Linked DNA regions of Homo sapiens: region 1 is linked to region 2. A link is a loop called in an ENCODE intact Hi-C map of the cell type or tissue named here. Cell type or tissue: Caco-2. All regions are shown on one strand. Each heading gives the region's core, and the rest is flanking DNA. Links, peaks and the distances in the headings are about the cores only.

Region 1 (15,204 bases), core at 4,211-12,210, 110 kb before region 2:
AGCTAATTTTTTATTTTTTGTAGAGACCAGGTCTCGGCATGGTTCCCAGGCAGGTCTTGAACTTCTGCACTCAAGCAATCCTCTCCCACCTTGGCCTCTAAAAGTGTTGGGATTATAGGCATGAGCTACTGCATCTGGCCTGTATTTTTATCTTGAATACAACTACCATATCACTACTTTTATTGATTCAAGTAGTTTTTTTTTTTCTTCAAACCGGAGTCCTTGGGATATACAGGCATAAATCTTTTTTTTTTTTTTTTTTTTTTTTTTTTGAGACGGAGTCTCACTCTGTCACCCACACTGGAGTGCAGTGGCACGATCTCGGCTCACTGCAAGCTCCACCTCCCAGGTTCATGCCATTCTCCTGCCTCAGCCTCCCGAGTTGCTGGTACTACAGGTGCCCACCACCAAGCCCAGCTAATTTTTTGTATTTTTAGTAGAGATGGGGGTTTCACCGTGTTAGCCAGGATGGTCTCGAACTCCTGACCTCATGATCCGTCCGCCTCGGCCTCCCAAAGTGCTGAGATTACAGGCATGAACCACAGTGCCCGGCCGCATAAATCTTATAATCAGCTGAAAGATATCATTTTATCTTTTCTTATCCAATATATATACCAGTTGTTTAACTTTTTTGTATTATGTATTCTATGTATTTATCATAATATTTAAAATAATATAGTTCCACGTTCTAATAGTCCATCATTTAAAACAGGAAAAAGAAGAAAATCATATAAAGGGAAAGATTGATAAATTGTATTATATTAAAATTAAGAACTTCTGGTTTTCAAAAGATACCACAATGAAAATGAAAATATAAGCTACAAACTGGGAGAAGATATTTGGCACATAATTGACAAAGAATTATAACTGAGAAAAACATAACTAACTTCTACAAATAAGTAAGAAATACCAAACAACTCAGCCGGGCACAGTGGCTCACACCTGTAATCCCAGCACTTTGGGAGGCTGAGGTGGGCAGATCATTTGAGGTCAGGAGTGGGAGACCAGCCTGGCCAAGATGGTGAAACCCTGTCTCTACTAAAAAAATACAAAAATTAGCCAGGTGTGGTGGTATGTGCCTGTAATCCCAGCTACTCAGGAGTCTAAGGCACGAGAATCACTGGAGCCCAGGAGGTGGAGGTTGCAGTGAGCCGAGATCACCCCTGCACTCCAGCCTGGGCAATGCATCGAGATTCTGTCTCAAAAAAAAAAAAGAAAAAAATAAAGAAATACCAAACAACCCGTGAGAAAAATGGAAGAAAAACACATACATACATTTCATGAGTATACAACCCACAGAAACACGAACAGAAGCACAGTCTCACTACTTAACAGGGAAAGGCAAATTCAAACCATAATGAGATAATTTTATACCCACCATATTGCAAAAAAAAAAAAAAAAAAGGAGTTAAGTTTGACACAATCAAAAGATGGCAAGGATGTGGAGCAATAAGCAACCTTACACACGGCTGATAGGACTCCAAATTGGTGTATTGATTTTGGAAACCAATTTGGCATTATCTAGAACACCTGAAATGGATGTGCCCTATGACTCAGAAATTCCATTTACTGGGCATGTGCTCAGGAGAAACTCTTACATGTGGGCGCAATGAGGCAAACAAGAATGTTCAAAGCTATATTATGTATCATAACAAAAAACTAGAAACAGCCCTTATGTTCTCAATTAGAATGGACAAACAAATCCTGATATAACAAAATAATAAAATACTGAAAGCAATGAAAATAAACTACATCTACATGAATTAAAATCTATACATTTCATTGACATAATGTTGAGTAAGAAAAGAGCTAGCTGCCAAAAATATATTTATAATGTTGGTTTCATTCATATTAAGTTAAACGTGTAAAAATAAAAGTATATGTTTAAAACTATATGTTTTAAGGATACATGTGTATTTGATTAAACTATGATTAAATTAAATTAAACTTGATTACAGAATGAGGAAAACTATGGTTGGAGAAATTTGCAGGCAGGATCAGGGAAGAGTCTACAGCGTATTTCTTAAAACTAGATATTTCTTGCCTTGACATCTCAGCAAACAAACAAAACTGGGTATTTCTTAAACTAGGTGGTGGGTACACTGGTGTTCATTTGATGGTTATTGTCTATACTACTTGTTATTAAACTTGGCTGCAATTGGGATCGCCTAAAGGGCTTAAAAATAATACCGATGCCTCACTCCCACCTCAGAGATTTTGATTTAATTTCATGAGGTCTGGCAAATATTATCCTAAATGGAAACCCTAAAGATTCCTTAAAATGTATTACTCTAAAGATAAATGGCCTCATTCCTGATGTTTTTTAAAACTTTTCATTTTGAAATAATTTCAGACTTACCTCAAAGTTTCCAAAATAGTAGCGTTCCTGTAGTATCTTTTACCCAGCTTCCTCTAGTGTTAACACTTACGCAACCTAGTACAATGATCAAAACCGGGAAATTAACATTGCTAAATACTGTTCTTCAGCCGTTATTCAAATATTGCCAGTTTTCCCACTAATGTTCTTTCATTGGTCCAAGGTCTAATCCAGGATCTTACATTTCTCTAAGCCATCATGTCTTCTTAGTCTATTCCAATCTGTGACAGTTCCTCAGTCTTTCTTTGTCTTTCATGACCTTAATACTTTTGAGGACTGCTGATTAGTTATTTTACAGAGAGTAGCTGAATTTAGTTTGTCTGATATTTTCTTACAATTAGATTGAGGTTATGCATTTTTGGCAAGAATTCCACAGCAGGTATGTTGCCCCCTTCTTGGTGCATTATGTAAGGGATTATATTATGTTGATATATCTCATTACTGGTGATATTAACTCTGATCACTTAGTTAAGGTGGTGTCTATGAATTAATCAAGTTATCAAATCTCTCTTATTTCATTCTCAAAGGAAAACTCATCAATTATTGAGGACCTCTGACTGTCACTCTAATGCATGAATAAAGAGGTGCTGGATTAAAATACATGGGCATACAGACATACATGCACATATGTGCACATACAAATTAAAGACAAGATATTTCAACTCCATTATATTCATCAGTGATATGGTTTGGCTGTGTCCCCACCCAAATTTCATCTTGTATTGTAGTTCCCATAATCCCCACGTGTCATGGGAGGGACCCTGTGGGAGGTAATTGAATCATGAGGGCGGTTTCCCCCGTGCTGTTCCCATAATAGTGCGTTCTCATGAGATCTGATGATTTTATAAGGGGCTTTCCCCGCTTTTGCTCAGCACTTCTCCTCGCTGCTGCCATGTGAAGAACGAAGGTTTTGCTTCCCCTTCCACCATGATTATAAGTTTCCTGAGGTTTCCCCAGCCCTGCGGAACTGTGAGTCAATTAAACCCCTTTCCTTTAAACTACCAAGTCTCAGGCAGTTCTTTACAGCAGTGTGAGAATGGACTAAAACAGTCAGTTATTACCACAATAATGCTTCATAACACACCTCCTATGTCTCAGACTTACAACAACAAGTTCATGGATCTTTGCATGGGCTGGAGCAACCTTGCTTTAGGCTATAGGGTGCCTGAGTGTGGCTCTAGGCTTCTACTTGGGTTCAGGACTGCTCAACATGTTTCCTCAGTTCTTTGGACCAGCAGCTAACTGGGGCATGTCCTGTAAACTTTTTGTCTTGAAATAATTTTAGACTTACTACAGTGTTTCCAAAATAGTACAGAGTTCCTGTATATCTTTTACGCAGCATTCCCTGGTGTTAACATCTTACACAATCACAGTACAGCGATCATAACCGGGAAATTAACATTCATACAATACTATTCTTCAGCCATTATTCAAATATCGCCAGTTTTCTCACTCAAAGGAAAAACTCCTAAATCTTCGTTAAAAAAATCACAGGAACAACTGTGTGCAGTGGCTCATGGCTGTAATCACAGCATTTTGGGAGGCCAAGGCGGGCGGATCACGAGGTCAGGAGTTTGAGACCAGCCTGACCAACATGGTGAAACCCCATCTCTACTAAAAATACAAAAATTAGCCCTGCGTGGTGGCACGCACCTGTTAATCCCAGCTACTCAGGAGGCTGAGGCAGGAGAATCGCTTGAACCCAGGAGTTGGAGGTTGCAGTGAGCTGAGATGGTGCCACTGCACTTCAGCCTGGGTGACAGAGCGAGACTCCATCTCAAAAAAGAATAAATAAATACATACATAAATAAATAATCGCAGGAACATATCGGAAATTATTGTCTCTTGAAGCAAGAACTGTCACACCGTTCCTTCAACTCATAGTTCTTTTCTTTTTTTTATTATTTGTTTGTTTGTTTGTTTGTTTGTTTTTTGAGACGGAGTTTTGCTCTTTATTGCCCAGGCTGGAGTGCAGTGGTGTGATCTCGGCTCACTGCAACCTTTGCCTCCCAGGTTCAAGTGATTCTCCTGTCTCAGCTGCCCAAGTAGCTGGGATTACAGGCGTCCGCCACCATGCCCGGCTAATTTTTTGTATTTTTAGTAGAGATGGGGTCACACCATTGTTGGCCAGGCTGGTCACAAACTCCTGACTTCAGGTGATCCACCCGCCTTGGCCTCCCAAAGTGTTGGGATTATAGGCGTGAGCCACCATGCCCGGCCTCAACTCATATTTCATTAGTCAAAGTAACTCACAGGAAATACATCCCTTCCCTAGTGGGGAGAACTGCAAAGTCACATGGCAAAGAGTATAAAGGTAAAATTTGGATACAGAGTATGAAAAACTAAGAATAGTCATGTGATCTACCTAACTGACCTTGTGTTTTTTCAAAAGTGACAAGTTGTGAATAGTGTTGCAACGAAAAGATAAATAAAATCAAGTGACATGATCTTTGACATACAGTAGTCGCCCCTAAAGTAATTGGAGAAAAACATGTGTTTCTTACGGTGAGGATAGATCTAAGGGCTATGGCTAGATTAAGAGAGTACTAAAAGAACCCTCGGATAGTCACATAGTTTAACATAATTTAGTCATCCCTTCTCTCTGTTAAACTTAACTTTTTCTCAGTACACCTAAAATAATTTCAAAAAGATATGTTCTTCCTCACCTACTTCTAACTTGTTTCAAAGAACATAATTTGAGGCATAATGTAAATATTGACTTTTAAAAATAGAAGTTATATTACTTTTTCTGGCCGGGTGTGGTGGCTCACGCCTATAATCCCAGCACTTTGGGAAGCTGAGGTGACTGGATCATGAGGTCAGGAGTTGAAGACCAGCCTGGCCAATATGGTGAAACCCCGGCTCTACTAAAAATACAAAAAATTAGCCAGGCGTGGTGGCGTGTGCCTGTAGTCCCAGCTATTCGGGAGGCTGAGGCAGGAGAATCGCTTGAACCCAGAAGGCGGAGGTTGCAGTGAGCCGAGATTGTGCCATTGCACTCCAGCCTGGGCACCAGGGTAAGACTCTGTCTAAATAAATAAATAAATAAAAACAGACGTTATATTACTTCTTAAAGTGTATCTACCAAATCTAATTAGCATAGGGTTTTGGTATATTCCATCATTCATCATACAAGAGAGAAAATAACACTCTTCTTCAATAGACAGACATTTTATATAATTTATTTTATCTTTGAAAAATTTTTCATTCCTTTTCCTCACAAAATTTGATTTTAATATGTGTTCAAAAGTCTTTTATTAATCATCTTATCATATTTCTCTGAGCAAAAATGTGTCTAAGAATTGAAATTATTTTAAATTGTTTTTATTTCCTGTCATCTTAAAGTTCTTTTTTTTTTTTTTTTTGAGGCAGAGTCTCGCTCTCTTGCCCAGGCTGGAGTGCAGTGGTGTGATCTCCACTCACTGCAAGCTCCGCTTCCTGGGTTCACGCCATTCTCCTGCCTCAGCCTCCCAAGTAGCTGGGACTACAGGCACCCGCCACCATGCCCAGCTAACTTTTTGTATTTTCAGTAGAGATGGGGTTTCACAGTGTTCGCCAGGATGGTCTCGATCTCCTGACCTCGTGATCCGCCCGCCTCGGCCTCCCAAAGTGCTGGGATTACAGGCGTGAGCCACCGCACCCAGCCGATCTTAAAGTTCTAAGTGGTCAATGTTTCTTCTGGATTAAATGATCACTACAGTTATTAGTAATAAACAAACAATCACAAAAAGTAAATACACTTTTAAAAAATAATTGTTAAGCATTGTAAGAGAAACAATTCTCAGAGAATTGAAACTCTTGGTCCAGGTCCAGGGACACCTGGGAAGCTGACCCTGAATTTACTTTCTTGCAAAATTAGTTCTCAAAATGTACTAAGTTACGGTAAGTGTAGAATGTTGTGTGGACCATGCTTTTTCCACCTGAAGTGTATCTGGTTGTTGGGGCTATTTGTTGTATAACCTTTCATTGAGGTGCTACAGCTGCTCCCAAAGAATGTTATTTATGGCCGGGCGTGATGGCTCACGCCTGTAATCCCAGCAACTTGGGAGGCCGAGGCAGGCAGATCATGAGGTCATGAGTTTGAGACCATCCTGGCCAACATGGTGAAACCCCGTCTCTACTAGAAATACAAAAATTAGCTGGGCATGGTGGCATGAACTTGTAATCCCAGCTACTCAGGAGGCTGAGGCAGGAGAATTGCTTGAACTCGGGAGGTGGAGCTTGCAGTGAGCCAAGATCGGGCCATTGCACTCCATCCTGGGCAACAGAGTGAGACTCTGTCTCAAAAAAAAAAAAAGTTATTTATTAAGTTATACACACCCTGAGGAATGATATGACTAATAAGTTATAAAAAGTCAAAGAGCAGATAGTAGAAGAGCTTCCCAGTGCCAAGGTGGTCCATCTTGCTTTACCTTCATCCCTTGTAACTGAGCATGACCCATGAAATGATAAGCTTGGAAACTGTGCCTGGGATATTGCAAGGCCTTTTGCTCAAAGCAGTGCTTGCTTGGATGCTGAACTACCTGTCCTGCATCCTTTGAATAAAATAAGTAAACTGGTATTGAAACTGTGTCGTTTTGATCTGGGCGCAGTGGCTCATGCCTGTAATCCCAGCACTTTGGGAGGTTGAGGCTGGTGGATCACCTGAGGTCAGGAGATCGAGACCAGCCTGGGCAACATGGCAAAACCCTGTCTCTACTAAAAATACAAGCCAGGCATGGTGGCGGGCGCCTGTAATCCTAGCTACTTGGGAGACTGAGGCAGGAAAATTGCTTGAACCCGGGAGGTGGAGGTTGCAGTGAGCCGAGTTTGTACCATTGCGCTCCAGCCTGGGCAACAAGAGTGAAACTCCATCTCAGAAAAGAAAAAAGAAACTGCGTTGTTTTGTTAGTCTTTCCATCAATCCAGGTTTGTATCAAAAGTGGCGATTGATTCCGGTGCTTTGGGAGTGATGAAAAAGAAAAATTAAATTAAAAATAAAGTGGCAATTGATACGAAGACCTCTGACCCCGTAGAGGCAAAAAACCCTTATGTTGTAAGAAGATGAATAGGGAACAAATAATTTTGATGCCTGAAAGATTGCTTAACCATCATGTTGTTTGATATGACTCCATCCAAGAATTGCTCTTATCAGTGAAATTTAAAAAAACATTGATCTAATTCACTAAGAACTGATTAAATGGGTTGAAAAAAGAGAAGCAAGCAGTGCAGGGAAAAGCTAGAAATACTATCCCATGTTCGTTTCTTATGGCTTTTTTGGAAATGAAAGCATTGACAAAGAGAAGGGAAAGGAAAGCCAAGAGCTCTAAGCCTAGCAAAATCTGATCTTCATAGCTTCCCTAGTACCTGTGAGGGAAAGGGAGGGACAACATAGTTAAATCACACTGCCATCCCACTGAGATCCCTCCTTAATCAAACTAGCCCAGATCCCAATAGGGGCATGCAAGGCGTTACAGAGGACAAGCATTATAGTATAAAGAAGTTGAGTAATTTTGTTGAAAAATAACAGCAACTGCTTAAGAAATCCTTGTGATCTTGGATCCTTAGATAAAATGATCAGGATGCCAAAAATGTAATTGTGGATTCTGCATAATGAAGCAGTTTGCATGGAATAAGCATCTATATTATGGAAACAAATTGTATCTAATGAGTCCTTCTGTCATTCCTGAACTTAACACTAATAGCTGAGTTAGTGGGTGCTCCAATATGGAAGTAAAACATTACTGGAAATACTTATTTTAGTGAAATGGATGTCGTATGGATGCTCATGACTTTTTAATAAAATGCACAGGGTTCAGCATCAAATCCATGTAAACCTTTGGCAATGGGACCAGGCGTGGTGGCTCACGCCTGTAATCCTAGCACTTTGGGAGGCCGAGGCAGGTGAATCACCTGAGGTCAGGAGTTCGAGACCAGCCTGGCCAACATAGTGAAACTCCATCTCTACTAAAAATACAGAAAATTAGCTGGGCGTGGTGGCAGACACCTGTAATCCTATCTGCTCGGGAGCCTGAGGCAGGAGAATCACTTGAACCTGGGAGGCGGAGGTTGCTGTGAGCTGAGATCGCACCATTGCACTCCAGCCTGGGCGACAGAGCGAAACTCCATCTCAAAAACAAACAAACAAACAAACAAACAAAAAGGTTGGCAATGTTGAACTTTACCTGAGCATCATACTCCTGGAAAATAGCAATAGTTTAAAAATCCCTCCACTCTTTTGCGGTCCTGAAAATGGCTTACTGCAAAAATCCACCCTTCCCTATATGATTTAGATAAGACCAATGGATGACGACCCCCTTGTTTACCTAAGACAAAGACAACACAGGCTCTCCAAATTCCCATTATTTTATCTCATAAATGATTAGATGAACTGTTTGCACTGACCAGTCTGGACAAAATACCTGCTAATCTGACCTGACCAAACTCTAGTTAGGCTTCTCTTTTCCCCTGAGGCCCCTGAACTTTGGCCTACTGTTGAGTTTAAACAAGCATTGGAATGTGGAACAACCTCCTTAATGACCCTTCCAGAATTGGCTGACTGCAAAGAAAAATTGTCCAATGTGCCACTCTCTGATTCCATTTCCCCCATACTCTGTTCCTTCTAACCTTGTTTGCTCCAGTGGAGTATTCTTTCACAATAGCTTTCCCCCTGCCACCCCCATTACATAAGTCTTTTTGAAAAAGGCCTTTCTTTATCTAAGTATGGATTTGTTTTTATTGGACTCCTTGTAGCATAAATAGGTAGAATGGAATAGAAGGGGTTTTATTATAGTGATTTCATTCAATTATTTGAACTCTTTCTGAAGTATATGCCAAAACCCACATAGTTACTGATTATCAAAAGTTGATTTTTAATGAAATTTGGTATGTCAACTTTCTCAGCTCTCTTTCAATTTTGTTGAAAGCAAAGAATTGGGAAACATCTAACTTGCAAAAGATGCATTACTCCATCATCAGAGTCATCCACTTCCTCACTGGCCAGCACTGATATTTAGAAATGTATCTTTCCTGGAGCCCTGGAGGTTCCTCCTCCCATAAGCAATGCACCATAGTGGGTGTATATCAGTAGCAGGAGCTTGGATATAAATGGGGAGCTGGAAGAGTAGGACTGGGTAACATCTGAGAGCTAGCATGATAGAAGATCTCTTTTAAGAAAAAGCATAGACAGAAGTTGAGAATCTAGAAACTCATTTTCTAAAAACTAACTGCCAATGGTCCATTCTCTGTCTTCATCAGAGCTGCCATTTTGCTGTTGCCACTTGCTAGTGTTGAAAAAGCCTCCTGCTTCAGGTTCACTATCAGCATGAATGAAGAAAAGGTGGCCAGATTTCAGGCTCAGATCCAGAATGGTGATAAGGGTACCTTCCCTTACAGAAAGAAGATAACATATAGAATAGCAACAGCTGATGTCAAAAAGCCTCTTTTCTTTTTTAAAATAGCGGTGAGTAACTATTACTGGAATGGAATAGATAAACCTAAATAGAGGTAAAGGGGTAATCCCAGGACTCAGGCTTGCCTCTCTTATAGCATTATAATTACTCATCATGCAAAAGCCAAAACAGTGTCAGCAATGCTCCCTGGAATATTAAGGTAGCTGGGCACTGACAATGTTACAAGTTCTAGGAAGTTAGCCAAATAGTCTTTCTCGTAGCAAGTATTGAATAGCAAAACATGAAAAGTAGGAGACTAGTGGCTCTGTCCTCAATTACTGGCTTCGCGTTTCCTTTATTATTTTTTGGATTTTAAGCTTGCATACACTTACTAAATAATTGCATGTCAATCTTATCCCGTGTCCTAACTCTTCTTACTAGCACTGCAGAATTCTGTCTTTTCAGCAAGGTTGAAATTGTGAATGCCCTTTTTGTCCCTAACAACTATGTCAAGATATAATTCACATGCAATACAATTCACCCATTTCAATATATTTTGGCTAATTCGTTATTCATTTACAAATTGTGGTAAAGTATGTATAACATAAAGTTTGCCATCTTGGCTTTTTTAAGTGTATAGCTTAGTGGTATTAATGAATGATATTCACAATGTTGAGCAGCCACCACCACTATTTACTTCTGAAACTTCAACATGCCCAAAATAAACTCTAATTATTAAGCAATAACTCCCCAACCTCTGATAATCTCTAATCTACTTTTGTTACTGGAAAGGGGTCCTGATCCTGACTCCAAGAGAAGGTTCTTGGATCTCGTGCAAGAAAGAACTCAGGGCGAGTCTGTAAATTAAAGTGAGAACAATGTATTAAGAAAGTAAAGGAGTGAAAGAATGGGTACTCTATAGACAGCAGCCCCAAGGGCTGCTGGTTGCCCATTTTTATGGCTATTTCTTAATATGCTAAACAAGGGGTGGGTTATTCATGCCTCTCATTTTTAGACCATATATAATAACTTTCTGACGTTGTCATGGCATTTGTAAGTTGTCATGGCACTGGTGGGAGTGTAGCAGTGAGGATGACCAGAGGTCACTCTTGGTACCATCTTGGTTTTGGTGGGTTTTAGCTGGCTTCTTTACTATAACTTGTTTTATCAGCAAGGTCATTATGAACTGTATTTTGTGCTGACCTCCTATCTCATCCTATGAATCAGAATGCCTTAACTGTCTGGGAATGCCACCCAGTAGGTCTCAGCCTTATTTCACCCAGCCCCTTTTCAAGATGGAGTTGCTCTGGTTCCAATGCCTCTGACATTTCCCACCTTCCTTTTATAAGAGAACCCTTAATCCTAAGGGCTGCAGAGGGACAAAGATCCATTTTCTGTAACTTCTTTATGCTGAATAGGGGCAATGATATTCCTGCCTAACTATTAGGGTCTTTTGTGTTTACGGTAGAGAGGAGCTTAGTTAGAAAGCATTGGCCTGGGCGCAGTGACTCACGCCTGTAATCCCAGCACTTTGGGAGGCCGAGGTGGGCAGATCACCTGAGGTCAGGAGTTTGAGACCAACCTGGCCAACGTGGTGAAACCCCGACTCTACTAAAAATACAAAAATTAGCCAGGCGTGGTGGCGGGTGTCTGTAATCCTAGCTATTCAGGAGGAAGAGGCACGAGAATCACTTGAACCAAGGAGGCGGAGGTTGCAGTGAGTTAATATCGCTCCACTGCACTCCAGCCTGTGTGACAGAGTGAGATTTTTGTCTCAAAAAAAGAAAGAAAGAAAGAAAGCATTGGTATGTTGAGGGCCATTTATAACTTTTGAGTTCCAACAAAAGGTGATATTTGGAAGATTAATAAGTGTTTAAGAAAACATTGAGTAAGCTTATTTTGCATTGCTATACAAAGAGTACAACAGCAATATATTTCACCACACTAAAACAACATAAGCAAAATTATCCCAACTTAACTAAGTTAGAAGGCTTTCTATCAACTGGGCAAGTGTTAGAACCAAGCTGATAGGGGGTTGCTAGATGATTCCAGTATGTGCCCAGAATTAGATATTGATTCAGATTTTGACATTACCCATCCTCTCATTTCTTTTGAGCAGCAGTTAGAGATTACTGGTTGATTTACAGGAATAAGCAGAGTCAGTTTAATTTGCAGGGAAAAAAAATTTAAAGCAACTGATGAGACTAGAATTTAATAACAAGTGTACCACAGTTCTTGAAACATTAAGTTTTCTGTCTCCAGTTTCCCATTTTTATTAAAGACAAATTATGGTAACACCAACTTGCTTTATTATACTTGGCCTGATTGTTTGCATAAAGTGTAGCAAGAATAATTATTTTTCACATAAGCTTTTTGTAAATTGGAACTCTGTTCCATAGAAGGAATCTTAGATAAGATTTTTTTAGATCCGAGCCCTGCCATTGGTTTGTATGCTTAAATACCTATGAGCTAGGTAAATTCCTCTCCTCTTGAGGTTCCAAGATAACCTGGGGCTTCTGGGCCTGTTAGAAAGTGACATTCTTTACTTATCACAGGTCAGAAACCCTGTGCAGGGACTGTGTAGGCAAGGTATGAGGCCAGTTCTCCCAAGGGACTTGTATTGGCCCTATAAGTTAAATTTAATTCCTTAAAGGAAAACACACCATTCCAGTTAAAGCCTTGGTAAAATAACCAGTTTTTCCAATTGCATCCTGTTACAAAAGAAAATGGATTTTTATTGCACTTATGCAAATAACTATATTGCCATAAATTAAGAATACTTACAAATAGTTTCCATATTTTAGAGAAATCTGGTAGAGAGAAACAAATATGATCCACGTTTTGTTTACAGGAGTATACTTAATTGTTAAAAGCTGTAAATAGCTTCTATTAGTTTAGTCCATGCAGTTAATTCCTGTTTGATATTTATGAACATTTCAGCTTTCCGTGAGTCCGAAAGTTTTTTCCTGTATTTTAATATTACAGTGTTCAAAGGTATTAGAAACCTGAATTTAAGAGCACCTGTTAGAGTCCTATAGCTGATTATAAACCATTTTTTTAAAGAGGAATAAAACAACAAGTGTCCGTGGATGACAAAATGTCTTAGGACAGTCACAGTTAAAAACACAATTGACAAAGAAATTTGGTTACCTCTGTGGCATACAATGATTTTATGTAACAATTATAATTATTAATAATATACACTAAGTTATATTAGAATTATTTTGGAACACATACCAATAACATATTTATACAAATATAGCCCAAAGAAGCTAAACATTATTTTATATTTGACAGTGCTTCTTGTATGATTTTTATATAAAATAAGCCAAATGTCACTTTTACATTAGTGTACTATTACTGTCAAACCCAGTTTTTAATAAAACCTTATAGACAAATGTATTTAATCAGTTTGACCATAAGGTAAGATTTTTATAAACCTCTTTTATAACTACCTTTACAATATTTGTTAAAGAGCAGAGTAAAAGCAGGTTTTTGCTTTAAGAAAAACCTGTTGTGCTTTTATTCCAATGTTTAGTTTAAAACTGAATAATACCCCTTTAACTTTAGCCAATCTGTTCACACATAGATTTTTTTTATAATTAATTTTTTTATAAAACGTTTACAACTTGTTTAAACCTTTAGAATTTTCCTATTTCACTTAAAGCAATCCTTTAACCCTTTAGGCAAAAAAAATACATGCCCATGCCTTTTTATAATTTTTTACTAAAAACAAAGTTTACTTTTCTTACACACCTTGCATGTAAAACTGTTTCTTCAGTAGTCACAAATACATGTTACACTGTTAACTCTTAGTGACTTTAACTTTTGGTGAAAACCTTGGTAAGTTCAGGGTTTTAATTAGGTATGGAGCCGAGGACAGCAGACAGAAGTGCAGATAAGGTCTGATTTTTTTTTAGCATTTACGTGTCCCAGGCCTTACCTAGCTGTAAAGCAGGAAAGTTTTACAGTTACAAGTTATAGTGGCATTTTATGACACATTTAGGAAGCCTAATTACCTTTAAATTGTACAACATTTTTTGCATAAATTATTTTCATATTTTTATGACTTACACAGACCATTTATGACATGCTTGGACTTTCGGACTTGTCCTAAACATACCTCTTGTCAAACAACCATTTTACTTTAGAACAAGAATTTACCATACAAGATCCTTTGTTATATAAAATCTTTTTCTTTATAACCTTCTTTGTATAGCTAGGGGGCATGGCTAATCCCATATATCCCCAGGCCTTATCTAGAATTTAATGCTTTAAAATGAATTGAGGCTGGGCATGGTGGCTCAGGTCTGTAATCCCAGCACTTTGGGAGGCCAAGTGGGGCGGATCACTTGAGGTCAGGAGTTAGAAACCAGCCTGGACAATGTGGTGAAACCCTGTCTGTACTAAAAATGCAAAAACTAGCCAGGCATGGTGGTACGTGCCTGTAATCCCAGCTACTTGGGAGGCTGAGGCAGGAGAATCACTTGAATCTAGGAGGTAGAGGTTACATTGAGCTGTGATTGTGCCACTGCACTCCAGCCTGAGCAACAGCATGGAACTCCATCTCAAAAATAAATAAATAAAATAGAATAAAATAAATTGAACAATTTGTAAAAGTCAAAGAAGCAGTTTATGACCTGCCACTCTGCTTAGCACCCAATATCAAACTGGCAAGGCTCAAACTTGCCCCCTGTTGGGCCCCATCATCATTAATCCAACCTCTGACCAGAGAGTTTTGACTTGTGATCTCTGGGAAAGATGGTTACCCTGAGTAATAGAAAAAATAAGAAAGGGAAAGGAGAGAGAGAAAAGCCTTGCCTGTGGCAGGATGGGGAAGGTGAAGATCTCAGGGAGTTGAGAGAAAGACCCACCCATTCCAGCAACACTGAATCAAAAGTTCAGGTGGCCGCTTGTCAGCTGTGAAGGGATATTTTTCAGCAGTCCCATCAGCTCTCAAGTTTCCCCTTTTAGGGAAGAAAAAGCTCCCCATGTCCCACGATCCTGTTCATGCCTAATCCTGTCACCCATAGCTGTCAGCAAAGAGTGCAAGGCAGATTATTTGAAAGAGAATAGCAGTTAATAGTGTCAAACCCATTCTTAGCCAAGAAGGACTTTACTGAGAGAGGCCTCTAACTCCCTAAATCTTAGAAGGGATAACTCTTCTAATTTGGGCCTCTAACCCAAGGTTGGTTAAGCGTTCTTGCCTTTTATTAAGATGAGTCTCTAACCCACTCTGTTTCAGGAGAGACTCTAACTCCCCTAAGTTGCACCTCTAACCCAATCCCATCCTTTACTTGGGTACCCCAATTACCCAAAGTTGGCCAATTAGTGCTGCAGTCTGTTTCCTTTGGGTTGAGAAGTATTTTCAGTATTGTCCCACTTGTGGTTCATGAGAAAGATGTTATCAGACCCCAACACTTAACCAAAGTTAGCCTTTGAGTTGGGAGTTTCCAC
Region 2 (15,204 bases), core at 4,195-12,194:
AGCTACTTGGGAGGCTGAGGCAGGAGAATCGCTTTAACTCAGGAGGCAGAGGTTGCAGTGAGCCAAGATTGCCCCACTACACTCCAGCTCAGGGGCAACAGAGTGAGACTCTGTCTCAAAAATAAAAATATATAGTTTGGCTTTGAAGCAAAGATTATAATAATCCTTCCCTAAAATGAATTCCCTCCCTGTTCAGGGGCTGAAACTGCCTTTTTAAAACTAATGAAAGGCCATAAGATTAGGGTTATGGGAGGGGCCTGAGTTCTGCTAAAATGTAGGCATAGTTTCTACAATCTCTTATTGCTCAGGAGTCCTGTGGCCAGAGGTCACAGGATTTGTGACTTCTCCAATTGCTCCTATAGATAACACCACTACTGTAAAACCTGAGATTTTTTTTTTTTTTTTTTTTTGAGATTTTCTCAGACTGACTCCACCTGGACTCGTGACTCATGACTCAGCTGGTCCTGTGGCTCCACCAGAAGTGGACTAAGTGCACAAGGACTATTTTCCACACCCCTGTGATTTCCTCCCTGATCACTCAGCAGTACCCATTCCCTAGCTCCCTGCCCACCAAATTGTCCATTAAAAACCCTAATCTCTGAGCCTTCAAGGAAACTGACTTGAGGAGTAACACCATCTTCTGTGTGCCTGGCCTTGTGTCAAATTTTTCTCTACTGCAATGCTGAGGTCTCAGTAAATCGATTTTTGTCTGTGCAGTGGGCTGGAAGGAGTCAACAGGTGATTATAGTAATTCTATATAATATTCTTTAAGATAAGTGTAGAAAAGAATTTCAGAAATTTATTTCATTGTTCATAACTTGTAATAAAGATATTTAAAATACAATGTTTGAACACTGCTTCAGCAGTATCATATAGAGTCTGATGTGCAATATTTTTGTTATCATTACTTTTTAGATGGTCTGCAATTTCATTTGGATTTTCCTCTTGGGCCCGAGAGCTATTTAAAACCAAGATATTTTATTTCCAAATACGTAGGGGCTTTGGTTTCCTCCTTATATTATTGTCTTCTAGTTTTATTGCCTTGGTACTAGATAAAGTTGTCTGTACTGTTTTATCCTTTTTTTTTTTTTTTCTCTCTTTTTGAGACAGAGTCTCTCTCTGTCACCCAGACTGGAGTGCAGTGGTGCTATCTCGGCTCCCTGCAACCTCCACCTCCCAGGTTCAAACAATTCTCCTGCCTTCGCCTCCGGAGTAGCTGGGATTACAGGTGCCTTCTACTTTGCCTGGCTAATTTTTGTATTCTTAGTAGAGACGGGGTTTCACCATGTTGGCCAGGCTAGTCTCAAACTCCTGACCTCAGGCAATCCACCTGCCTTGGCCTCCCAAAGTGCTGGGATTACAGGCTTGAGCTAGTGTGCCCAGCTGTACTGTTTTATCTTTTTGAAATTTATTGAAGGTTTTTTTATTGGAAATATAAAAATATGTATTTTCTGTTTTCAGAAGCACAGAATTTGACATATATCTACCTTACTAATTATAAATTCACTATACCCTTGTTTGGCTTTCTGCATACTTTTGAGAAGAGTTAAAGTATCCCACCATTAATGTATTTCTCTCTACTTTTCTGTTGTAGACCTTGAAGGAAATTAAAATATTTTAGCCCCAAATATATTTCTTTGACATATTTTGAAATGGCTGCCCCTTGGTCAGAAAACGGAAGTGGCCTAGCAAAGCTGTCCTTTGTGGGGAAAATTTGCATCTGTAGAGAATCTCCACTAATGCAGCCCTGCCTCTCTTTTCTATTCCTTTCCCGATCCAGGAGAGACTGGCAGTCTGGCACCTTTAAAGGTGTGGAAATAAACTTTTACCATGTATTCCCTCTGAGGGAGGCTTCTCTGTACAACAAGGCCACCATTGCTAGCAAAGCCTCTTCCTTCCTTTCTTCCTCCCATAACCTGCCTTGCCACTAAATCCTGTTTTTGGACATACTCTGAGTCCGCATTGTTTCTGCAATTTCAAGGTGGTATATAAGCTTCTGTTACTTATTGGGAAATTGGGTCCGCATTCTGAAGGCTCCTGTGTATACATGTTAAATAAATTTGTACGCTTTTTCTTCTATTCGTCAATCTGCTTCATGTCGGTGATTTTTTAGCAAACCTTTAGGGGGTCAACAGCCCATGGCCTCCAACACCTTAACTTTTGCTTTAAGGGCTATGCTTATATCAATGCCATGTTATTTGTAAATAGATATTCATAACTGTTATTTTTGTGAATTTCAACCTTTAGCATATAAAGTGTCTGTGTCTTATTTAGCACTTATTCCCCCAAACTCAGTCATATTTGAATTTATTTATTTATTTATTTTACCAGAAACACGTACACTTTATTGAATGCCGTCGTAAAAAAGTGTGTGAGGATAAAGGGCTGATACAGGACTTGGCTCCGGGAGCAGGGCGAGGAATGGAAGGTGGAGTACAAAGGATACAGGTCATGGGTAGATCTCCTGGCCTCAGTGATGTCTCCTGATCTATCTATGGGCTTGGAAGATTAATACTGGGATGATGATGAGCAGAATGGTCATGAGGATGCCCAAAATCAGGGCCCAGATGTTCAGGCACTTGGTGGTGGAGGCATAGGCCTGGGCCCCAGTCACGTTGCCAACCATCTTCCTGTCCCTAGACTTCACGGAGTAGGCAAATGCTATGAAGCCCAGGCAGCAGGGGTTCATGAAGAGGGTGTTGAACAGGGACCAGACGACATGGTGGGGCACGGAGGTCTTGCTGCGGATGTGGATCACGGTGGACGTTGGGGGAGCAGGGTTGTGGGGCACCCCCAGCACAGCCACCTTGTGCTCCTCCTTGAGCATCTCATAGTTGGGGGGCTGGCCGCTGTTGACAGGAGAGAAGAAGGTTTGGACAGTGTGGTTCATGGTGTCCAGCGAAGACCAGCCGTGGTTGAGTTACTGGGATGGTTCTCAGTGGACCCTCCCTTTCCCCAGTAGTTTTGTTTTCTCCATATTTGAAATTAAGATAACAATTACTTTCGTTTGCATTAGCCTAGTACAGGTTTGCCCATTTATCTTTTTTTCTCTTCATTTTCTGTCCTTCTGAATCTATTAGTTTTAGGTTTGTCTTTGTTTTTATGGTATTGAATTATTTTTTATTTGTGGTTCTATCTGACTTTTTCCCCTTTTACTAGATGAATTAAACTCATTTACAATTATTACAATTGTTTAAAATTTTTGATATGAAAGACATGTTTGGTCATGACTATATCATGTTATTTCATGTTATAATTCATGGTTTCAAAGTTAAAAATATTTTCGTATGTGAGATGTTTTCGTATGTGAGATGTTTTTGTTGTATGTCCATTTCTTCTGATAATTATGCATGTTTGTATTTTGTCAAATGTCTGATCTTCTTTCTTTTTTTTTTTTCTTTGAGATGGAGTCTCGCTCTGTCACCCAGGCTGGAGGGCAGTGTCGCGATCTTGGCTCACTGCAACCTCCTCCTCCCAGGTTCAAGCGATTCTCCTGCCTCACGCTCCTGAGTAGCTGGGATTACAGGTGTGTGCCACACCACCAGGCCCAGCTAATTTTTGTATTTGGTAGAGACGGGGTTTACCATGTTGGCCGTGATGGTCTCCATCTCCTGACCTTGTGATCTACCTGCCTCGGCCTCCCAAAGTTCTGGGATTACAGTCATGAGCCACTGTGCCCGGCCCTGATCTTCTTTCTTTAACCACTATTATCAATGCCCTATTCTGATAATTGCTAATAATTAAATTAGTAGCTTTCTTCTTCCTTCCACCTCCTTTTTCTCTCTACAACTTCTCAATTTTTGTTAATTATATTATGTTTCTTAATGTGTATATTTGTTCTGTTTAATAACAACAATCCCACATTTATTTTAGTTTTAAGCCAATTTACCAGCAGCGCTTATGCTATCTACCCAGTGCTTTCTAGTCATCTCTGGTTTGACAACATTTGTCCATTGGTGGATTCTTCATGTGAGTTAATACAAACAATACCCTTAAGATGTTGTGTTTTCAAAACTCTTTGGCTTTATATACATACATACATATGTATGTATATAAACAAATATATATATGTGTGTGTGTTTGTTTTGTCTTGTTTTGAGACAGGGTCTCACTGTGTCACCTAGGCTGGAGTGTGGTGGTGCAACCATGGCTCACCACAGCCTCAATCTCCTGCACTCAAGCGATCCTCCCACCTCAGCCTCCCAGGTAGCTGGAACTGTAGGCATGCATCATCATGCCTGGCTAAATTTTTTTTTAATTTTATTTTTATTAGGGACAAGGTGTCACCATGTTGCCCAGGCTGGTCTTGAACTCCTGGGATCAAGGAATCCTCCTGCCTCAGCCTCCCAAAGTGCTAGAATTAGAGACGTGAGGCACCACACCACCTACCTTTATATTTAAGCAACAGTTTGACTGCATACAAAATTCCTGGGTCACATCTCTTTGCTGGAGGATTTTATTGGTATGTATACATAATGTCTTCTAAGAACAAATGCTGTGGAGAAATCTGAAATCAGCCTGTTTTTCTCATTATAAGTGATTTATTCTCTGGCTTTTAAATAATTCTTTTTGAAATCTAATAATTTTATCAGGACATAGATTGCTCTTGACTACTTGGAATCTTTTTTAGTAATATGCCATTTTACATTTTTAGACTCGTTTCCTTTTTCTCTGCAATTTTTTAAAAATTATATTTTAAATTTGTTTCCCTGTTTCCTTATTTTTTTTTTCTTTGCTTTCAAGATCTGTGGGTATATGCTTCTCACCAGTTCTGGGAAATTCACAGCCATTATCTCTTTACACATTGCCTCTACTCTTTTCTCACTATCTTTCTAATTGAAACTAAGTGTATGTTAAATCTTCTTGATGCAGAACTGCTGGGCTCCAGGCTAAACTTCACCCTCAAGCCTGGAACCTCAGTCCTAAGTGAAACAGCTGACCCCATTTTTTCCACCCAAATGATTGCTTTTTTGGCCCGCTCCACCCCCTGTCATATGCCTATAAATACCAGACCAGCTAGCAGAACAAAAGGAAGAAAAAGAGCAACCTCAGCAGCTGATGCAAGTGGTCGGGGATACAAGCTGCTGAGCATCAGGAATACATGCAGCTGAGCATCGGAAACTACAGATAGACACGGCTTCAGAGAAAGAGCAGTTTCTTCCCATACCATCCCCTTTCCAATTCCCCATCCTGCTGAGAGCCACTTTTATCACACAGTAAAATCTTCCATATACACTACCCTTCAAAAAGTTTATGTGACCTGATTCTTCCTGGACTCTGAATAAGAATTCGGGTGTCAAGAAGGGCAGGTGCAGAAGGCTGTCAGCCTGGGCTGTTAACACTTAGCCATCCACGGACTGCAGGCTGAGTGAAACAAGCCACTCCAGTTCCTGCCCACAAAGGGGGTCAAGGTCAAGACTTGACCTTGAACTATGAACTATCCTGTCTCATTCTCATCCTATCTTACATATCTTTTAACCTTTTTTTCATATTTTCCATTTCCTTGTTTCTCCCTGTGCATTCTGGATCAGTTATTTAGATATATTTTCTGGTTCACAAATTCTCACTTGAGTTATCTAATCTGCTAGTTCATCCCTCCACTGAGTTCCTACCACCACTTCCCCATCCCCGACCTCATTTTTTTTTTTTTTTTTTTTTTTTTTGTTTTGAGACGAAGTCTCGCTCTGTGGCCAGGCTGGAGTGCAGTGGTGCGATCTCGGCTCACTGCAACCTCCTGCCTCAGCCTCCCAAGCAGCTGGGATTATAAGGCGCACACTGCCACACCTGACTAATTTTTGTCTTTTTAGTAGGGATGGGGTTTCATCATGTTGGCCAGGCTTGTCTTGAATTCCAGACCGCAAATGATCCACCCTTCGGCCTCCCAAAGTGGTGGGATTACAGGCATGTGCCATCATGCCTGGCTAATTTTTGTATTTTTGTAGTGACGGGGTTTTGCCATGTTGACTGGGCTGGTCTCAAACTCCTGATCTCAAAGGATCCACACGCCTTAGCCTCACAAAGTGCTGGGATTACAGATGTGAGTCACCCCATTATATTTTTAATTCCTGGTTCTTTTTGGATTGTTTCCAAAATGTTTCTGTTCATTCCTGTTTCTAGTTGAAGGCTCACTTTTTAAATTATATACTTCTTTAAACACTTCATACACAGCTGTTTTATGTCGTATATATGTAATTATAATTCTAATACTAGAAATATTTGAGAAATCTAAATCAGTTGTTTCTGCTGACTCTCACAGTGATTGCCTTCTTGTGTGTTTGGTAATCCAGTTTGTGAGTTGATGGCTTCATCATAATCTGTGGGAGTCCTCTGTACCAAACTTGGAAAGTTCTCCTCCAGACAAGGTCGGTTTTCATTCCTGTCTGTAATGTTGAGGCTTAGAAACCAATTCCCCAAAATATGGCATGTTTACATCCTGAACTAAGAAGACTCAAGGTCTCTCTGATCTACCCACCCCTCACCAGCTCTTCCAAAGAGGCTCAAGTTCCTTTACCTGCCTAAGCTCCAGACCCACCAAGGAGAACAATAGTTTTCTTCCCTTCCCTGGGAAACCTGCCCAATTGTCCTGTAGAGGTGATGTTTATGGTTCTTTTTAATAAACATAGAAATTTATCCTCCTGGTCTTAAAACTTGAGAAAATTACATCTGTCTTATCTGAGTTGCTTTCTCAGAAAAGAAACCATCAGTCCTCCCAGACAGTATCAAGGAGCTGAAACTTACCAGATCATCACATCTGGACAAAGGGAGCCAGACGCCTCACCAATCATGACTGCCTGCTTCCTGTTGACCCCTTTCTCTTCCTTACCCCTCCCTAAAATTCCCGTTTTTCCACACATAGTTACATTTCTTCCCTGCTATACAAATCCCAAATTTTAGACAGTCAGGGAGTTGGATTTGGGACTGATCTCCCATCTCCTCTGCTGCAGCACTGGATTACAGCCTTCTTCCCTGGCAATACTCATTGTCTTAATGATTGGCTTTCTGTGAGGGGAGCAACAGGACCTAGACTGAATCTTGGGTGTTTTGGTAACATCTGTAAGACCGAAAATGTAACCACACCTAAACAGACCCTTTTTCAAGATAATGACTGACTCTCTCCAAGGATCATTTAAATTCCAAAGAGAACTACCTACAAGTTAATTTCTGTTCCCTGATCCAGTCATTCTCCCTAGCAATCATTTATTACCCCTCATCTAATCTAATCCCAAACCCTAAATCTAATAAAATACTTCTAAAATCTGCACCCCTAATGCCCTCCCACACTCAACCATTCCACTTACTTTGTAATTTAGAGAGGCCTAAATTTTGTTAAAATAGAGGCACAGCTAATAGATGTTTGTTACACTTACTTTCTTTCCCTTTGACATTTTCATCTACCAGGCATGATTACGTAACATAGTCCTTTTTTTTTTTTTTGTGATGAAGTCTTGCTCTGTCGCCCAGGCTGGAGTACGGTGGTGCGATCTCAGCTCACTACAGCCTCTGCCTCCCGGGTTCAAGCAATTCTCCTGCCTCAGCCTCCCGAGTAGCTGGGATTGCAGGCGTGTGCCACCACGCCCGGCTAATTTTTTGTATTTTTAGTAGAGGCGGGGTTTCACCATGTTGGCCAGGCTGGTCTCGAACTCCTGACCTCAGGTGATCTGCCAGCCTCTGCCTCCCAAAGTGCTGGGATTATAGGCATTGAGCCACTGCCTGGCCAACACGGTGAAACCCCGCCTCTACTAAAAATACAAAAAATTAGCCAGGCGTGGTGGCACATGCCTGTGATCCCAGCTACTCGGGAGGCTGAAGCAGGAGAATCGCTTGAACCCAGGAGGCGGAGGTTGCAGTGAGCCCAGGTTGTGCCACTGCACTCCAGCCTCGGCGACAGACCAAGACTCTGTCTCAAAAAAAAAAAAAAAAAGAAAAAGAAACAATGATCTTTAAGTCATGCAGACTGCCTTTGTATTTTCCAGAAGTTGGATCAACTGAGGAGTGCAAGCAGTTTCAATCACCAGGGAGCTCACCTCTTAAGCTGTAGGCGTAGTTGAATGATAGCCCATCATTGTTCTCTTGTTTGCTTTTCTATAATTGCTTATTGCTCAGGAGTTATGTAACAGGCAGTCACAAGCGCTATTGTGAAACCTGAGACTGATCTCTGAGATATTTTTCAGACTTTGCCTTCAGGTGAATCAACTGACACCAGCTTGAACAGTGACCGTGACTGCAACAAAGGAACTGACTCAACCGGTCCTCTGACCACTCCCCTGCAGGAAATGACTCAGCACATGAAGACAGTTTCAACACTCCTATGATTTCATCCCCCAACCAATCCACAACATCTGTTTCCTAATGCCCTACCTGCCAAATCATCCTTAAAAACCTTAGCCTCTGAATTCTTGGTGAGGTGGATCTGGGAAATGTATCCCGTCCTCCTCACTCTATTGCCTTGCAATAATCAAACTCTTTCTCTGCTGCAACTCCTGCTGGCTCAGTGTTTTGGTTTTATCTGTGCAGTGGGCAAGAACCAGTCAGGTGGTAACAGTTCTGATTGTTACTTTTGGGTGATTTCCCCTACAAAGAGGAAAAATACTAATTTTGAACCACCATATTCAATTCTTAAGGCTTCCTATATTCTTAGTGATAATGTCATTTTTGAAGATAACATATTTCAAAGTACAGTAGCTTTGAAGTATATTTGTATTTTGAAGATACATGTACTTGAAAAATTGAGTTTGGCAATGTGTTTCCACTAACATTAATTTAACAGGTAAGGCCGGGCGCAGTGGTTCACGCCTGTAATCCCAGCACTTTGGGAGGCCAAGGTGGGCAGATCACGAGGTCTAGGAGTTCGAGACCAGCCTGGCCAATATGGTGACACCCTGTCTCTACTAAAAATACAAAAATTAGCTGGGCGTGGTGGCTCGCACCTGTAGTCCCAGCTACTCGGGAGGCTGAGGCAGAAGAATCGCTTGAGCCTGGGAGGCGGAGGTTGCAGTGAGCCGAGATGGTGCCACTGCACGCCAGCCTGGGTGACAGAGCGAGACTCCGTCTCAAAAAAAAAAAAAATTTACCAGGTAAAAGTCATCTTGGTTTAAAATATTTTCACAACACTTTAATTTTTCATGTGGTTACCAGTGTGGCCTTATATCGCCAATGTTTAAAAAAATGTTATGGACTCCTGCCTCAGCCTCCCAAGTGGCTGGGACTACAGGCGCCGGCCACCATGCCTGGCTAATTTTTTGTATTTTAAGTAGAGACGGGGTTTCAGTGTGTTAGCCAGGATGGTCTCTATCTCCTGACCTCGTGATCTGCCCACCTCAGCCTCCCAAAGTGCTGGGATTACAGGGGTGAGCCACCGTGCCTGGCCAGAGGATAGTAGAAAATGAGAAGATTAATGCAGAAAAGTCATCAAAGCAGAAGGTAGATCTCCAGTCTTTGCCAACTCGTGCCTACCTGGATCAGACAGTTGTGCCTATCTTATTACAGGGACTTGCTGTGCTTGCAAAGGAAAGATGAGGAAACAGACTTGGAGAGGTTAAGTGACATGCTCAAGACAACACTGCTGGGTCTTGCTACGTACGTTGACCAGGTTGGAATGCAGTGGCGTGATCATGGCTCACTGTAGCCTCGACCTCATGGGCTCAAGTGATCCTCCCGCCTCTGCCTACCAAGTAGCTAGGACCACAGGCGAAGCCACCATGCCCGGATAATTAAAAAATAAAAAATTTATAGAAAAAAATGTTATCGAGGACTTTGAAAGTATTTCACTAAACCAAAACATAGTGATGAAAATAGTAATGTGAATATTAAAGTAGAGAATGTCACAAATATAAAAAATTAACAAGAGCCCCATTTTCACTGAGGAAATAGGTGAATATGATAATTTTATAGAAACAAGTAAAGAAAAATGTGAATAGAAGTATGAAAGTGGATATCTGAAAATGAGCAATCCAGCTACTCTTTTTTTTACACCATGTTTATCTTTTAAGTAAGTCTGTCAAGTTTTGACATGAAGTTAATGATGCTTTCATTTTGATTTTTTTTTTCTTTTCTTTTTTTTGAGATGGAGTCTCGCTCTATTGCCCAGGCTGGAGTGCAGTGGCGCGATCTTGGCTCACTGCAACCTCCACCTCCCAGGTTCACGCCATTCTCCTGCCTCAGAGTAGCTGGGATTACAGGCGCCCGCTGCCAGGCCCGGCTAATTTTTTGTATTTTTAGTAGAGACAGGGTTTCACCATGTTAGCCAGGATGGTCTCGATCTCCTGACCTTGTGATCCACCCACCTCGTTCTCTCAAAGTGCTGGGATTACAGGCGTGAGCCACCGCGCCCGACCTTCATTTTGATTTCTAACAAAACACTGAGCACTGGTAAACCAATTAAATTTTTCATTTCTAAAACAAAACAGCATAGTAAAAAATTAAATAATTCTTTTGCTAAAGTCAGAAAGAGGCCAAAACTAGATATCCATTCAGATTTGCACTTCTTATATCCTAAAACAGACAGTTCTTACTGCTGTCAAAAGGTTTGTAAAAACCTAATGTGAAATTATTCAAAATATGCTCAGAGAGAAAGCAAAACACACTGCTACTGGAAAATTACATTGTCAAGTGACTCATCTGACATTGTGTAACATTAGTAGCATTCATTATGAAAGAGGAATTACGGTCTTGTGTGCATGCTAGCAAATATCCTGTTCAGAATTGGATAAAGCCACCGACACTTGCCATCTGCCACAAAACATCCCCTATCAAGCTTGCCAACCATCTTTATCTTGCCAAATCTAATGATTTGTTCTCTATCCAAATCACAGTTAATTTCTCAGTAGTAGCTGACCATTATTTTCTTTTTGAAACACTTTCTTCTTGAAGTTTTCCTGAAGCCACACTGTTTCCCCTCTTTATCACTGGCTGCTTCTTCTCAATCTCCTTGCTAGTACCTGCCTCTTTTTTCTCCTCATCTTCTAAATATTAGGACTCTCTAGAGCTGGGTCCTTGATGCTCTTCTGTTTTTTGTGTACATTCTTTCCCTATTTAATCTCAGTCAGTCCCATAGCTTTATGACAAGCATGTTACGGATTCCCAAATGAATACCTAGAGCCCTGTTTTCTTCCCTGAACTCTGAATTCATATATCATTTGCTGCTTTATTATTATTATTATTATAGATGAGGTCTCACTACGTTGTCCAGGTTGGAGTGCAGTGGCTATTCACAGGTGTGATTGTAGCACACTGCAGCCTTGAACTCCTGGACTTGAGTGATCCTCCTGCCTCAGCCTCCTAAGAATAGCTGTGACTACAGGTGCATGCCACCCATAGCTGGCTAATTTTTAAATTTTTGTGGAGATGGGGGTCTCACTATTTTGCCCAGGCTGGTCTCAAACTCCTGAGCTCAAGCAATCCTCCTACCTCAGCCTTAGTAACTGGGACTACATCCATGTTCCACCACACCAGGCTCCAATTACATTTTGACTTCTCCACTTGGATGTTTAAAATGCTTCTCAAATTTAACATATCCTAAAGATAATTTTGTGTCTCCCCACAAAACTTGCTCTTTTTGCATTCATTGCTGTCTTAGTTAATGGCACCACCATCCATACTGTTACTTTAGCCAGAAACCTTTGAAACATCCCAATTGGTCTTTCTGATTTTCTCTGTTTCACAACTTATTCTCCACAGACAGGATACTCCAAACAGTACCCAAAGCCATTGTCTCTTATACTTTTCAATCTATAAAATATACATACATAAGAGTATATAAAATATATTATAAAGTAAATATCCATGTATCCAAACACACAGGTTTAGAACTGGAACACAATATGCAAAAGAATAATATTGGACCCCCTACCTCATGTCATATACAAAAATTAACTCAAAATATACCAAAGATCTAAATGTAAGAGCTGAAATTATAAAACTCTTCAAAGAAATCATAGGTGTAAATCTTTGTGTCCATGAATTTAGCAAGAATTTCTTAAATATGACCTCCAAAGCACAAGCAATCAAAGAAAAAAAATAGATAGGTTGGACTTCAACAAAATTAAAAATTTTCATGCTTCATAGAAACGGAACACTTTCAGGACATCATAAGACCTCTTCTTGCTCACATTTCCTCCCTTTCTGCAAAGATAAATGCAGTTCTTTGTGTGCATGTATTTGTGTGTGTGTGTGTGTGTGTATGTGTGTGTGTGCGTGATGATCATTCTCTTGCTTTAGTTTTATCTCACACTTATATCCATAAGCAATATCACCAATATTACAACCTAAACAATATAGTTTAGGTTTTACCCATCTTCAAGTTATATAAATGGAATCTCACTATTTTTTTTTTCTGTGACTTGCTGCTTTTTGGCTCAATATAATGTTTGTGAGCTTCATCTGTCCTTATGCATATAGCTGTAGCTCTGTATAGAATTTCATATATTGTAATTAATATCATAATTTATTATACTCTTTAATGGACTTTTGGGTGTTTTCAGTTATTATTAGTGCTACAATAAACACTTTGATACATGCTTTCTGGCACTTACATGCAAGAGTTTCTCTAAGATATATAACTAGGAGAATGTAGATATCAGACTGTCTAATAAACTTGAAGATGCACAGCCTTTCTTTTCCAAAATGGTTACAACCTGTTTAATGCTCTACCAAAGGGTGAGTTTCCATTGGTATTGTCAAAGTTCCTTGAGAGTGTCAGATTGTTTTTCCTACTTTTACCATCCTAGTGGCTTGTACAGTTTTTTGGGGGGAGTTTTTTGGAGACGGAGTCTTGCTATGTTCCCCAAGCTGCAGTGCAGTGGCTATTCACAGGCATAATCATACTGCACCATAGCCTTGTTAGATATGAGTTCTAAATTTCTTTTCAAAGAATTAATGTCAGTATGTTCAATTATTTGCCTTCTACTTTTAAACTTAACTTCCTCGTAAAGCTACCTTTTTCGATTACCTACTCCACTCTGACTCATTCTGGTCACCTACTCCACCCTAACTCATTCTGATTACCTGCTACCTGCCCTGCCCTGACTCCTGCCAAAGCACACACCCTGTCATTCTCTTTAAATTAGCCAATTGGAATTAGTTTAGCCTGTGAGGTCTAACCCTAGCCAATAGGGGAACCACACAGCAGCAGGGGCCACGTGTGTCAGGGATAAGAACCCCTTCCCCTCCCTTATCCAAGTGTGCGCTCACCATTGCTCCATCTGTAAGGGCACACCCTTCTATTGAAGTACCTTGCCTTGCTGAGAATTAAAAAGAAAATTTTATATTCGAGTGCTATTTCTTTTGCGGCACCGAACCTTTATATATAACAACCTCAAACTCCTGGGCTTAAGTGATCCTCCTGCCTCAGCCTCTAAAGTAGTTGGGACTACAGGCTCCTGTTACTGCCTCTGGCTTTTGTACAAGTTTTTTTGTTGTTGTTGCTTGTTTTGTTGTTGTTGTTTTTTTTTTTAGACAGAGCCTTGCTCTGTTGCCAGGCTGGAGTACAGTGGCGCAATCTTGGCCCACTGCAACCTCCGCCTCCTGGGTTCAGGCGATTCTCCTGCCTCAGCCTCCTGAGTAGCTGGGACTACAGGCATGTGCCACCACACCCAGCTAATATTTTGTATTTTAGTAGAGATGGAGTTTCACCATGTTGGCCAGGATGGTCTCAATCTCCTGACCTCGTAATCTGCCAGCCTCGGCCTTCCAAAGTGCTGGGATTACTGGCATGAGCCACCATGCCCGGCCTTGTACAAGTTTTAACATGTGGAAGTTCGTTTTTTGTTTTGTTTTTTTGAGGCAGAGTCTTGCTAGGTCACCAGGCTGGAGTGCAGTGGCGCGATCTCGGCACACTGCAACCTCCACCTCCCAAGTTAAAGCAATTTTCTTGCCTCAGCCTCCCAAGTAGCTGGGACTACAGGTGCGTGCCACCACGCCCGGCTAATTTTTGTATTTGTAGTAGAAGCGGGGTTTCACCATGTTGGCCAAGATTGTCTCAATCTCTTGACCTCATGATCCGCCCACCTCCGCCTCTCAAAGTGCTGGGATTACAGGCGTGAGCCACTGCGCCCGGCCAACATGTGGAAGTTCGAACATGTATTTCCCTGGTTGATTAACAAGACAGAACATTTTTCATATGCTTTTGACCATTTAGATTTCCTCTGTGGGGAAGTGCCTGCTTAAGTATTTTGCTGATTTTCCAATTGTGTGTGTGTGTGTGTTTTCATCATATTGATTTGCAGTACCTTTTAAAATCTAGATACACATCCTCTTCAGTTACTTGTGTTACATATATTTTCCCCAAAATTAATCTATTAAAAATGCATATCAGATCCTGTCATGTCCTTGTTCAGAGCAACCCTCCAACATTCTCCCAATTGCACTTAGCTGTAACCAAATCTCTATGATTCTCAAGGCACTATGTGATCTAGTCCCTGCCTACCTCTCTGTCTTTATCTCCTTCCCTAAGCTTCAGCAACACTGGCCTTCTTTTCCTTCCTCAATTACGTGTGTGAGACAGACTTGCACTCCCTCTTTTGCACAGTTTGGACAAGTGCCAGTTCTTAGTGAATGCTCAGTTGCACCTCTGCACTTCTGCAGGAAGTTGAAAGGCCCACCTGCAATGTTCATAACCTAGCTCTGATAAAATGTTTTCTGGCAGTTGTGCAAACCCAGGAAAAAAAAATTATAATGAAAATAACCCCACCCATAAAAAGGTAAGAGAAAATTAGGTAATATCTATTGCTAAGGCTTATATCCAATGGAAAAGCACCAATTTAAGTAGTAGACCAGATGTCACACATTAGGAGAATTAGTAAGTATAGAAGAAGCCCTGTAAGTCGGGTGCGGTGGCTCACACCTGTAATCCCAACACTTTGGGAGGCTGAGGCAGGAGAATCACTTGAGTCCAGGATTTCAAGACCAGCCTGGGCAATATATTAAGATCCTATCTCTACAAAAAATTACGATAAATAAAATAAGAAGAAGCCCTTCAGATGAGGCAAAGTCCCACCTAATCCTGGCTGCAGGTCTATTGAAGGCCACATATTCTGAGCAGCTTGAAGCCTAGGAAAACTGCATTCCTGGGAAAAAAACACCGATAGGAAATATCCCACCTGAAAATATAGGGTATTTCTCTATCTTCCATTAGAAGCTCGGTACTTAAGTTCCATACTGTTTTTTAGCAGATTAACAATAATTAAAGGTCTATTATGAAAATTTTTC

What was found. Peaks named below come from ENCODE experiments on the same cell type or tissue, not always from the same donor. Only the 100,000 strongest peaks of a DNase experiment are listed, where the experiment ranks them.
Region 1: a loop joins it to region 2, with 2.7 times the contacts of the local background. A loop is called at or near these places in 2 of 110 quality-filtered maps.

The regions. Positions count from the first base shown.
Region 1 is chr12:31,847,884-31,863,087 of GRCh38, reverse strand. No RefSeq gene overlaps it. Among named protein-coding and RNA genes, the nearest start is that of LINC02422, 32 kb to the left of the region's middle. RefSeq lists an enhancer at 3,080-3,319. In Caco-2, for the core only: no CTCF peak of the experiment used is centred there; a DNase peak (open chromatin) is centred at 8,837.
Region 2 is chr12:31,742,406-31,757,609 of GRCh38, reverse strand. LOC105369724 (a long non-coding RNA gene) reads left to right here and starts at 509. Exons shown (of 4, transcript XR_931501.3): 1 at 509-738; 2 at 4,274-4,462; 3 at 6,257-6,362; 4 at 8,172-8,477. It also overlaps the pseudogene IFITM3P2. RefSeq lists enhancers at 7,634-8,218, 8,081-8,375, 8,227-8,406, 8,427-8,496, 8,219-8,804 and 2 more and a silencer at 14,434-14,523. In Caco-2, for the core only: no CTCF peak of the experiment used is centred there; a DNase peak (open chromatin) is centred at 8,219.